Regions from separate parts of the Homo sapiens genome. Here region 1 is linked to region 2. A link is an interaction called in ENCODE POLR2A ChIA-PET data of the cell type or tissue named here. Cell type or tissue: B cell. All regions are shown on one strand. Region 1 overlaps DCAF15 (DDB1 and CUL4 associated factor 15). Region 2 holds the start of LOC107985334 (a long non-coding RNA gene).

The links. ChIA-PET counts read pairs that join two places held together with the same protein. Peaks named below come from ENCODE experiments on the same cell type or tissue, not always from the same donor. Only the 100,000 strongest peaks of a DNase experiment are listed, where the experiment ranks them.
Region 1: POLR2A ChIA-PET joins it to region 2 with 6 read pairs; 4 of 35 experiments call an interaction of 5 or more read pairs at or near these places.

Annotation. Positions count from the first base shown.
Region 1 is chr19:13,959,718-13,964,717 of GRCh38, reverse strand. It overlaps DCAF15 (DDB1 and CUL4 associated factor 15), which reads right to left. Exons shown (of 13, transcript NM_138353.4): 9 at 4,823-4,951; 10 at 4,649-4,734; 11 at 4,327-4,431; 12 at 4,138-4,253; 13 at 3,269-3,778. The coding sequence ends at 3,723. It overlaps RFX1 (regulatory factor X1), which reads left to right. Exons shown (of 21, transcript NM_002918.5): 17 at 711-860; 18 at 972-1,180; 19 at 1,443-1,596; 20 at 1,679-1,724; 21 at 1,854-3,188. The coding sequence ends at 2,023. Among named protein-coding and RNA genes, the nearest start is that of DCAF15, 9.7 kb to the right of the region's middle. RefSeq lists an enhancer at 4,554-5,000. In B cell, a CTCF peak has its summit at 4,602; DNase peaks (open chromatin) are centred at 2,367 and 4,497.
Region 2 is chr19:13,815,394-13,820,393 of GRCh38, reverse strand. ZSWIM4 (zinc finger SWIM-type containing 4) reads right to left here. Exons shown (of 14, transcript NM_001367834.3): 8 at 3,041-3,178; 9 at 2,418-2,672; 10 at 902-1,037. LOC107985334 (a long non-coding RNA gene) reads left to right here and starts at 2,552. Exons shown (of 4, transcript XR_007067143.1): 1 at 2,552-2,640; 2 at 3,792-3,892. RefSeq lists enhancers at 1,135-1,802, 1,803-2,471, 2,564-2,693, 2,472-3,139. In B cell, no CTCF peak of the experiment used is centred here; DNase peaks (open chromatin) are centred at 2,233 and 2,913; H3K4me3 peaks cover 607 bases.

The DNA of each region.
Region 1 (5,000 bases), 140 kb before region 2:
TTGAGGTCAGGAGTTCAAGACCAGCCTGGCCAACATGGTGAAACCTTGTCTCTACTAAAAATACAAAAATTAGCCCGGCGTGGTGGTGTGCACCTATGATCCCAGCTACCCAGGAGGCTGAGGCACGAGAATCGCTTGAACCCACGAGGCGGAGGATGCAGTGAGCTGAGATCGCGCCACTGCACTCTAGCCTGGATAGAGAGAGATTCAGTGTCAAACAAAAAACAGAAAAAGAAAATGAAACGTGTTTATCAAAGCAGTGTTTGCCCTTTCTGTGCAGTGCCCTCCATATTATCTATTGTGTTCTTTCGTTTTTAAAAAAAAAAAAAAGGCCTTTCCTGGCACGGTGGCTCACTCCCAACATTTTGGGAGGCAAAGGCAGGAGGATCACTTGAAGCCAGAAGTTCGAGACCAGTCTGGGCAACATGGCGAGACCCTGTCTCAATAGTTATTTTAAAAAATATAAATAAATTTCAAAGAATATTGTGCCCTGGTCAGAACACAATAAATTGAATTTTGGGGGGCGCTTGTGAGTGGACACCCAAAGTTTGAAGGTCCCGATCCTTCTGTGTCCCAACAAAAGTAGCGAGGCACATCCCTCCTTTTTTAGGAAAAAGGAAACAGGCTTAGGGAGGTTGCAGCGGGGTGGGGCCAGGGCTGGCGGGCTGGGGTTCCTTGGAAGCAGCAAGCCCCTCAATCCCTGCACGCAGGTGGCCGCGGCTGGCGCCTTCGCGCAGACACTGCGGCGCTACACGTCGCTCAACCACCTGGCGCAGGCGGCGCGCGCTGTGCTGCAGAACACCGCACAGATCAACCAGATGCTGAGCGACCTCAACCGCGTGGACTTCGCCAACGTGCAGGTGAGCGCGGGGCGGGGCGGGGCGGGCGAATGAGGGGCAGCCTAACGGGGCGGGCCAGGCGGGGGTGACGGCGGCTGAGCCCCGGGCGCCCGCCCACCCTCTGTGCCCCAGGAGCAGGCCTCGTGGGTGTGCCGCTGCGAGGACCGCGTGGTGCAGCGGCTGGAGCAGGACTTCAAGGTGACGCTGCAGCAGCAGAACTCGCTGGAGCAGTGGGCGGCCTGGCTGGACGGCGTGGTGAGCCAGGTGCTCAAGCCCTACCAGGGCAGCGCCGGCTTCCCCAAGGCCGCCAAGCTCTTCCTCCTCAAGTGGTCCTTCTACAGGTGCGCGCGCGGCGGGATCGGGTCCGGGCGGCACCAGGGAAGGCCCCGCGTCCCTGGGGGTCTCAGGTGCTCTTCTACGACGACCCGAGCCTGCAGGCTGGGCGGGCAGGCTGGGGCCCTGGGCTCATGTGCCGGGAAGGCTGTGCGGGATCCAGCCTGAGTCACTGGGCTGGCGCGAGGCCCGGGCGCATCGCAGCGGGGAGGGGGAGAGGGGGTCGGGCCGGACGGGGCCTGACGGTCTCCTCTCCGTCTCCATCCCCAGCTCCATGGTGATCCGGGACCTGACCCTGCGCAGCGCCGCCAGCTTCGGTTCCTTCCACCTCATCCGGCTGCTCTACGACGAGTACATGTACTACCTGATCGAGCACCGCGTAGCCCAGGCCAAGGGCGAGACCCCCATCGCCGTCATGGGCGAGGTGCGCGAGGCGGGCCACTGGGGGCGCGGGCGGGGCGCCAGGCGGCGGGACCCTCACCCATTTTCTTCTCTTCTTCCTCCAGTTCGCCAATCTGGCCACCTCCCTGAACCCCCTGGACCCCGACAAAGGTAGGCGAGGCGTGTTCCCACCCAGGGCGCGGGTCCCGGGGGTGGCGGACAACGGAGGGGCTCGGGAGGAGGAGGAGCCCGGGGGCGTTGCCACCCCGCCCCGAGCCGGACTTGGTCCCTGTGTTCCAGACGAGGAGGAAGAAGAGGAGGAGGAGAGCGAGGACGAGCTGCCGCAGGACATCTCACTGGCGGCTGGCGGCGAGTCACCCGCGCTGGGCCCGGAGACCCTGGAGCCGCCGGCCAAGCTGGCGCGGACTGACGCGCGCGGCCTCTTCGTGCAGGCGCTGCCCTCCAGCTAAGCCCTTGGCCTCCCCGCCCCACCCGCCCCCGCCACCCCTCCACGCCAGGGTCCCTCAAAGCTTCTGTGGCTTCGTGGTCACTGCTCCAGCCTCAGCCAGGGCAGGGAGGGGGACTCCGAGACAGGGAAGACCGGGGCCCTCCTCCCTTATGGGGCCGGCACAATCAGTGGGCTGGGCGGAGCCGCAGCTGCAAACTCTGACACAAAAGACGTGCCTTAAGGAACCCGCCGCGTGCCCAGGTGCCCCGCGGGGCATCCAGCTCGGCCCCTTGGCCGCCCCCCTCCCAGGCCCCAGCGTCTTCTCCCCAGCCCCGTCCTCCCACCACCCCAGGGGGCAGGCAGGCAGGCCCCCTCCCGTGCGAAACTGTTAACTTATTCAGCTCGCTGGCTTTGCACAGCCTGTCCTGGGCCCAGCCCTGAGCCCCGGGCCGGCGCAGGTGGGCGTCACCTGGGGACTCCCCACTGTCAGCAGCAGCCCCGGGACACCCTACCCCCAGCAACCCCACTGCTTCCCCTTCTTGGTATTAAGTGCAATTAAAGCCGTGGGTGTCGCATCTTCTCCAGCGCTGGGCCCTCCCTTGCCCCCAAGCTCAAGAAGGGGGCACTGCCCGGCCCGGCTGTGAGGAGGGCGGCAGGGGGCACGGCCTCCAGCTTCCAAAGAGCAGCGAGCCGCGGAGCCGGGGAGTGCCCACAGACCCCAGCCCCCGCGCCCCCGCCCTCCGCCGCTGGTTTGTAATGGAACCTTTTCTGTGCCCCTATCTTCCCGGAGACCACGCTTCTCCTCCGTGCCGTGCGACCCCCACCCCATGACTATTGTGCGATTCGTGAGCGCCGCCCGAGCGGAGTTGGTAACTTGTTGGGTTTTTTTCCAACCATCATGGCCTTATCTGTTCCAGTTTTCTCAGTGTTTTCAGCCTGTGAGATAGATGTTTATGGCAAGAAAAAGGAAAAAAAAATGGAAATCTGACCTATTGTATAAAAATCACTATTTTGTGTGCTCCGCGTGCTATAGCTTTTGGGGCGGCCCTGCCCAGTCCCCGTGCCCACGGGGCTCCCTCTCCCGGTGGTGAAAGTGTCCACACGTGTGGTAGTCTAGTGTGCCGAGCTGTTTTCTACCTTTTTGTAGTCTTTCTTAAAACAATAAATTCCGCTGTGATATTTGCCTACTGCTGACTCGCCGGGCCTTGGTGGGGGCCTTGGGGCGGGGGCTCCAGCTGGGCCCCAAGCTGCAGTGACAGGACCTCAATGAGGTTCAGAAATTAAAACATTTATTACATGAAGAAGAACGGAATGGGGATGGCCAGGTTGCCGGCCTGGGTGGGGAGGCTGGGGGCGGGCAGGGCAGGGGGAATGGGGTCCATTCGACCTCCCCGAGGGCAACGTCCACAGCTGTAGCCGAGAAAAGGGCAAATGCACGAGGGGCCAGGCCCATGCCCAGCTCGGGGTGAAGGCGGGGCACTCAGGCTGGTGGGGCAGGGGGCGCCCTCTCTCTGCCCCTTCCCAACTTAAATAGGCATAAATAAAAAGCGTCCAGACCCTCAGGCCAACAGAGGCTGCCCTGCCCAGCCCCGTTCCGCAGGCTAACACTAGTGCCGGTCATCAGTCGGTGGGCCAGCCGGCCAGGAAGAGGCCACCCCAGGAAGGGGGCCGGTCCCAGGCCACGGAGGTAGTTGGAGTCAGTGTCCGGGGCGGCCTGGCCCTCACAGCACGATCCACGTATATCGCTCGCTGTCCGCCAGAACCTTCAGGGAGCACCCTACAGGGACAGGTGGAGACAAAGCATAGAGCCCCTGCCTGCCTGGCCCTGCGGCCACACCCTCCACCTGACTTGCTTCTGGCCCAGAAGGTTCCAGAAGGCAGGGACCCTGCTGAGTTGCCCTCCACCTCTAGCCTGCAGCTACCCAATAAATGTAGCGTGAATGAGTGACCAGCCAGGCCATGACTGGTGGGAGGCTCCCAGGCCCCACACTTTCAGGGCTGCTGAGCTGGGCCTGGCCTGGGCTGCCCTCTCCTCACCAGCCTTCCCACCCATTTCATCAGCGCTCAGGAATCAGCTCCTGGGTGAGGACAAGTGTTCCTGGTGACCCTGACCATCACGGGGTCACCGAGCCCCACCTTTGTGCAGCGCCTCATTGGTCATCCTGTTGACGTAGCGGCCGCTGCTCTCCGGCACCAGCCACTTCATGACCATGTCCACGCAGCTCTTGCGGTAGGAGCTCCAGACACTGCCGCTGCGGGGCCAGGGGGTGAGTGGCTCTCGTCGCCTTGGCCGCGCCCTGACCCTGCCCCCCAGCCCTGCCTCACCTGGTCTGCCCTTTGACCTCAGTCAGGTCGCCTACACTGACTGTCTCGAAGATCCCTGTGTTGAGGTCCCATGCCACCTTGAGGCTGGTGTGATAGGTCTTTGGTCTACAGTGGAGAGGGACATAGGACAAACGCTGGGACAGCCGGGCTCCTGAACCAGGCCCCAGGCTACCCTGAGGGCCTTTTGTCTTTGGAACAGCTATGGAGGGGCCCAGCCAGGTTGTGGCACAGGGAGAGCCTTCTCACGTCCCCACACCCCCACCGTGAAGTGTCTGCCAGTGGCCCCCCTAGTGGACAGAGAGGGCAGGATCCCCGCGCTCACCGGAGCTGGCCCTCCTCAGTGGGGGACGGGAAGGCCAGGAGCAGCAGGCCAATGTTGATGAGGACCTGGTTGGTTTCTGGGCAGACCTGGGGGTGGGGGTGGATGATGCCAACTGTTGAGGGCGACCCCAGAGTACAGGAGGCCCTGGGCCCACCCTGCCCGCCCTGGGCCCACCTCCAGAATGACGATGTCATAGTCGCTGAAAGAACAGAACTGATGGCCCCAGGTAGCGTCGTGGCGGATGACCTCATTGATAACATATTCGAAGTCTAGTGTGAGCTGCTCCACTGTCAGGTACTGGCCCTGCGGGTGAGTGGGTAGGCGCAGGGGACGGTGCCAACTGCCCCCCGGC
Region 2 (5,000 bases):
TGCGGTGGTGCACGCCTGGAGTCCTGGATACTCAGGAGGCTGAGATGGGAGGATCGCTTGAGCCTGGGAGGCAGAGGTTGCACTGAGCAGAGATGGCACCACTTTACTCTGGCCTGGGTGACAGAGCCAGACCCTGTCTCAAAACAAAAAAAACACAAAACAAAAAACACACATTTATACTTAATAATAAAAAGCACGGCTGTGCGAGGTGGCTTATGCCTGTAATCCTAGCACTTTGGGAGGCCAAGGCGGGTGGATCATGAGGTCAGGAGTTCGAGACAACATGGGCAACATGGCGAAATCCTGTCTCTATTAAAAATACAAAAATTACTAACACGGTGAAACCCCGTCTCTACTAAAAATACAAAAAATTAGCCGGGCGTGGTGGCGGGCGCCTGTGGTCCCAGCTACTCAGGAGGCTGAGGCAGGAGAATGGTGTGAACCTGGAAGGCGGAGCTGAGATCGGCCCTGGGAGTGGGCCGAGATCGCGCCACTGCACTCCAGCCTGGGTGACAGAGCAAGACTCCGTCTCAAAAAAAAAAAAAACAAAAAACAAAAATTAGCTGGGCATGGTGGTGCATGCCTGTAATCCTAGCCACTCGGGAGGCTGAGGCAGGAAATTGCTTGAACCCAGGAGGTGGAGGTTGCAGTGAGCTGAGATCGCGCCACTGCACTCCAGCCTGGGTCACAGAGGACTCCAGCTCAAAATAAATAAATAAATAAATAAATAAATAAATAATAATAATGAAAAGCACATGGCATCATCAAATGCCAGGGTGAGAGAGACTGAATTAACTAGGCTGTGAGTTCAGGCTGGATGGGTGGGGCTCTGAGCTACCCCCCATGCCCGCCCCTCTTCCCCCCAGCTCCCCCTGCCACTGCCTTGGCCACCTATCCTCACCTCATAGCTCGCAGCGCGAGGCGATAGGCCAGGTCCGGGTCATGAGGCAGCAGTGCGGTGAACAGGTAGCGGGCACAGGTGTGCATGGGCACGCTCTCCCGGAACAGCACCTCCCCAAAGCCACTGAAGGGACCCCCTGCAGGAACAGCCTGAGCTCAGTCCCCAAGTGTGGGCTCGCCTCTGCCCTTCCCCAGGTCTCACTAGACCCCAGGCTTTAAGTAGAGGGTGGGCTGGCCCCTGGGTAGAGTGGCTGTGGCTAGATGGGTCTCTGGGGTAGGGGTTCAGGTCTGAGACTGAGGCAATCTCTGGGTAATCCAAATAAAAGAGGAGGCCTGGCGCGGTGGCTCACGCCTGTAATCCCAGCACTTTGGGAGGCCGAGGCTGGCGGATCACGAGGTTAGGAGTTCGAGACCATCCTGGCTAACACGGTGAAACCCCGTCTCTACTAAAAATACAAAAAAAATTAGCCAGGTGTGGTGGCAGGCGCAAGTAGTCCCAGCTACTCGGGAGGCTGAGGCAGGAGAATGGCGTGAACCCGGGATCGGAGGGTGCAGTGAGCCGAGATTGCGCCACTGCACTCCAACCTGGGAGACAGAGCGAGACTCCGTCTCAAAAAAAAAAAAAGAGGAGGCAGGGGACCACGGCTCATGCCTGTAATCCCAGCACTTTGGGAGGCCGAGGCGGGCAGATCACTTGAGGTCAGGAGTTTGAGACCAGCCTGGCCAACATGGGGAAACCCCATCTCTACTAAAAATACAAAAATCAGCCGGGTGTGGTGGCGCACGCCTGTAATCCCAGCTACTCGGGAGGCTGAGGCAGAAGAATCACTTGAACCCGGGAGGCAGAGATTGCAGTGAGCCGAGATCGCGCCACTGCACTCCAGCCTGGGTGACAGAGTGAAGACTGTCGCAAAATAAAAAAGGAAAAAAGGAAAAGGAAAAGAAGAGACTCCAGGCACACTCGCAGGTGAGGAGCAGGACTCAGATACAAGGTGGGGCCAGAGGGTGGAGGTGGGGCTGCACCTGCCTTGGGGAACGGGACCAGCGGCCAAGACCAGCAAGTCCGATAGCGTAGGGGGCCTTGAAGGGGCAGGGATAAACGGCTCCCTGTAGCGCTAGGGGACGGAGTCTCACAACACACAGGTCAATAGGGCCTGGCCATTGGCGGGGCCAATGAGGAGCAGGCCGGGACAGGGGCGGTGTCTAAGTTGCGGATGAAGGTGGGACGCCCTCGCTTTAACATCAACCACTTGGCTCACTGGCTCCCGGGAGGGAAGGGGGCGGCGCCTCAGCACACGCAGCAGTTGCTGGCTGGCAGCACGCACTAGGTGGCGGGAAAAAGAGCTGGCTCTCTCCTTTTAGAAACTGCCAAGGTATGAGGGGACAGTATCACCAGGAGGCGGGGCTAGGGGCGGGGCTGGGGCGGGGCCTCCCATCTGGCAGCAACCGGGCCGCTACAGGACCAGGGGCTGGACCCTACCCTTCAGCAACAGCCAGGCCTAGGGGCGCGGCCTCACCTTCCAGCAGCAGCCCCGCCTGCTTGCGCAGCACCTGCACCAACCGCTCATCCAACTCCACCTCCTCCAGCAGGGCCAGCAGCTGCTCCTCGTTGCGCACCACCTTGTCCTGGGCGTACAGCCCCTCCGGCAGGGCCCGCTGCTGCCCCAGCCCCAGCAGTGCCACCTCCAGCGCCAGCACCAAGTAGGACTCCCCAGGGCTCCCGGGCACAGGCACGTGCTGGTAGGCCACCTTCCGCTTCTCGGGGCCTGAGTCTGGGGGAGACAGGGCCAGGGCTGCTGGAGACGGATCCCCTTCCCTAAGGTCCCTGTAGCCCTTGGCCTCAAGCATGGAGACCTGGGCGCAGGGTAGGCTTTAGAGGGAGCCCAGAAGCTCCCAGCACTCACGGGGTTGGGGGAGCGCGGGAGCCCCACCTTCTAGCAGCAGCTAGGCCTATGGTGGCCTCACTTTCAGGAGAAGCTAAGCCTATTGGCTCTGGGCACTGGCCAGAGGAGGTAGCCAAGGGTAGGGGCGTGGCCAAGGGTCAGAGTCTGGGAGTTACCTTATAGGGGTACTGGGCCAGGGGGCGTGGCCAACGAGGCGGGGTTGTCCCACCTCCTCCAAGAGTACCCCATGTGAGTACCTGGGTAAAGGGTAAGTGTCTCCTCCTCCAGACGACAGGCCTCCAGGAGCGCCCTGCAGAGGCAGCCAATGGGGTCCAGGGGGTGCCCCACCCATCCTTCGGTGTTGGTGATGCAGGTGGAGCCCTTCTGGAGCAGCTCTGCAGGTGGAAAGAGGGGGCTCAATGCCCACACACCTGCCCAAGTCTCTAGGAGGGAGGGATATTCCTCTTCTTGACCTGCCAGCCAGCCTAGCCCCATAATGCCCACCACCTGCTCACCCAATGGTCACCTTCAACTTTTTTTTTTGAGGTGGGGTCTCGCTTATTGCCCAGGCTGGAGTGCAGTGGCCCAATCATAGCTCACTGCAGCCTCTGGAGCTCAAGCGATCCTCCTGCTTCGGCCTCCCAAAGGGATTACAGGCATGGGCCACCATGCCTGGCCACTGGACGCTTTCTAAAACACCCGAAGTGTCATTCCCCTCCTCATTGCCCTTATTCCCTCTCCACCTCTCTGAAGATAAAGCCCCAACAGCCTTTAGGGCCCCCAAGGACCAGTATGAAGTTTTTCCATATACTGGTGACCTGCCTCATCTGGAGGCCAATCCTCCAGCCTCGTCCTCCAAGCCACGTACTCTCTTCCCTCCTGGCTGCTGCTCATGGTGTTCCTTCTATTCTGAGCACTTCCTCCATCCCCTTCTCCTGGGTAACTCCTGCACATCCTTTTTCTTTTTTTAAATTTTTTCTGAGATGGAGTTTTGCTCTTGTTGCCCAGACTAGAGTGCAATGGCGTGATCTCAGCTCACCACAACCTCCAGGTACCTCCCGGTTCAAGGGATTCTCCTGCCTCAGTGTCCTGAGTAGCTGGGAATACAGGTACGTGCCACCACACCTGGCTAATTTGTTTTGGATTTTTAGTAGAGATGGGGTTTCACTATGTTGGCCAGGCTGGTTTTGAACTCCTGACCTCAGGCACTCCACCTGCCTCCACCTCCCAAAGTGTTGGGATTACAGGTGTGAGCCACTGTGCCTGGCCATGCACATCCTTAAATACTCAGCTAATTAGCCACCTGGCTAATTTTTAAAATCTAGGGGCCTTTCACTGATGCTGCCAAGCCTGGTCAGAGCTCTGCTCGGGTCCCAGGGCCCCCATGTTTCCTCCACGACACACTTTTCTTCGTTCAATTTCCTGATAGCTGATCCATCAACCCCATCGACTAGCTCTCTCAACTGGTGGCCTCCCTCCTGTCCCCCACCCCCATATCTAGTACACAATGTGGTTTTTGGGGCTCATACAGCCTCCTTCCCTCCCTCCCTTCCTTCCTTCCCCTCTCTCTCCCCCCATCTCTCTCTGTCCCTCCCTCCCCACCTCTTTCTTTCCTCTTCTCTCTCTCCTCGCTCTCCTCTCTCTCTCTTTTTTTTTTTTTAATTTTTTGAGACGGAGTCTCGCTCTGTCACCCAGTCTAGAGTGCAGTGGTGTAATCTTGGCTCACTGCAACCAACCTCTGCCTCCCAGATTAAAGCAATTCTCATGCCGCAGCCTCCCTAGTAGCTGGAAATACAGGTGTGCGCCACCACGCCTGGCTAATTTTAAAAATATTTTCAGTAGGCCAGGCACGGTGGCTTACACCTGTAATCCCAGCACTTTGGGAGGCTGAGGTGGGTGGATCAAAAGGTCAGGAGTTCGAGAAGAGCCTGGCCAACATAGTGAAACCCCATCTCTACTAAAAACACAAAAATTAACTGGGTGTGGTGGTGGGTGCCTGTAGTCCCAAGCTACTCAGGAGGCTGAGGCCGGAGAATTGCTTGAACCTGGGAGGCAGAGGTTGCAGTAAGCTGAGATTGCGCCACTGCACTCCAGACTGGGCGAAAGACCGAGACTCCATCTCAAAAAAAAAAAAAAAAAAAAAAAAAAAAAAAATTTCCAGGCACGGTGGCTCAAGCCTGTAATCCCAGCACTTTGGGAGGCCAAGGCAGGCAGATC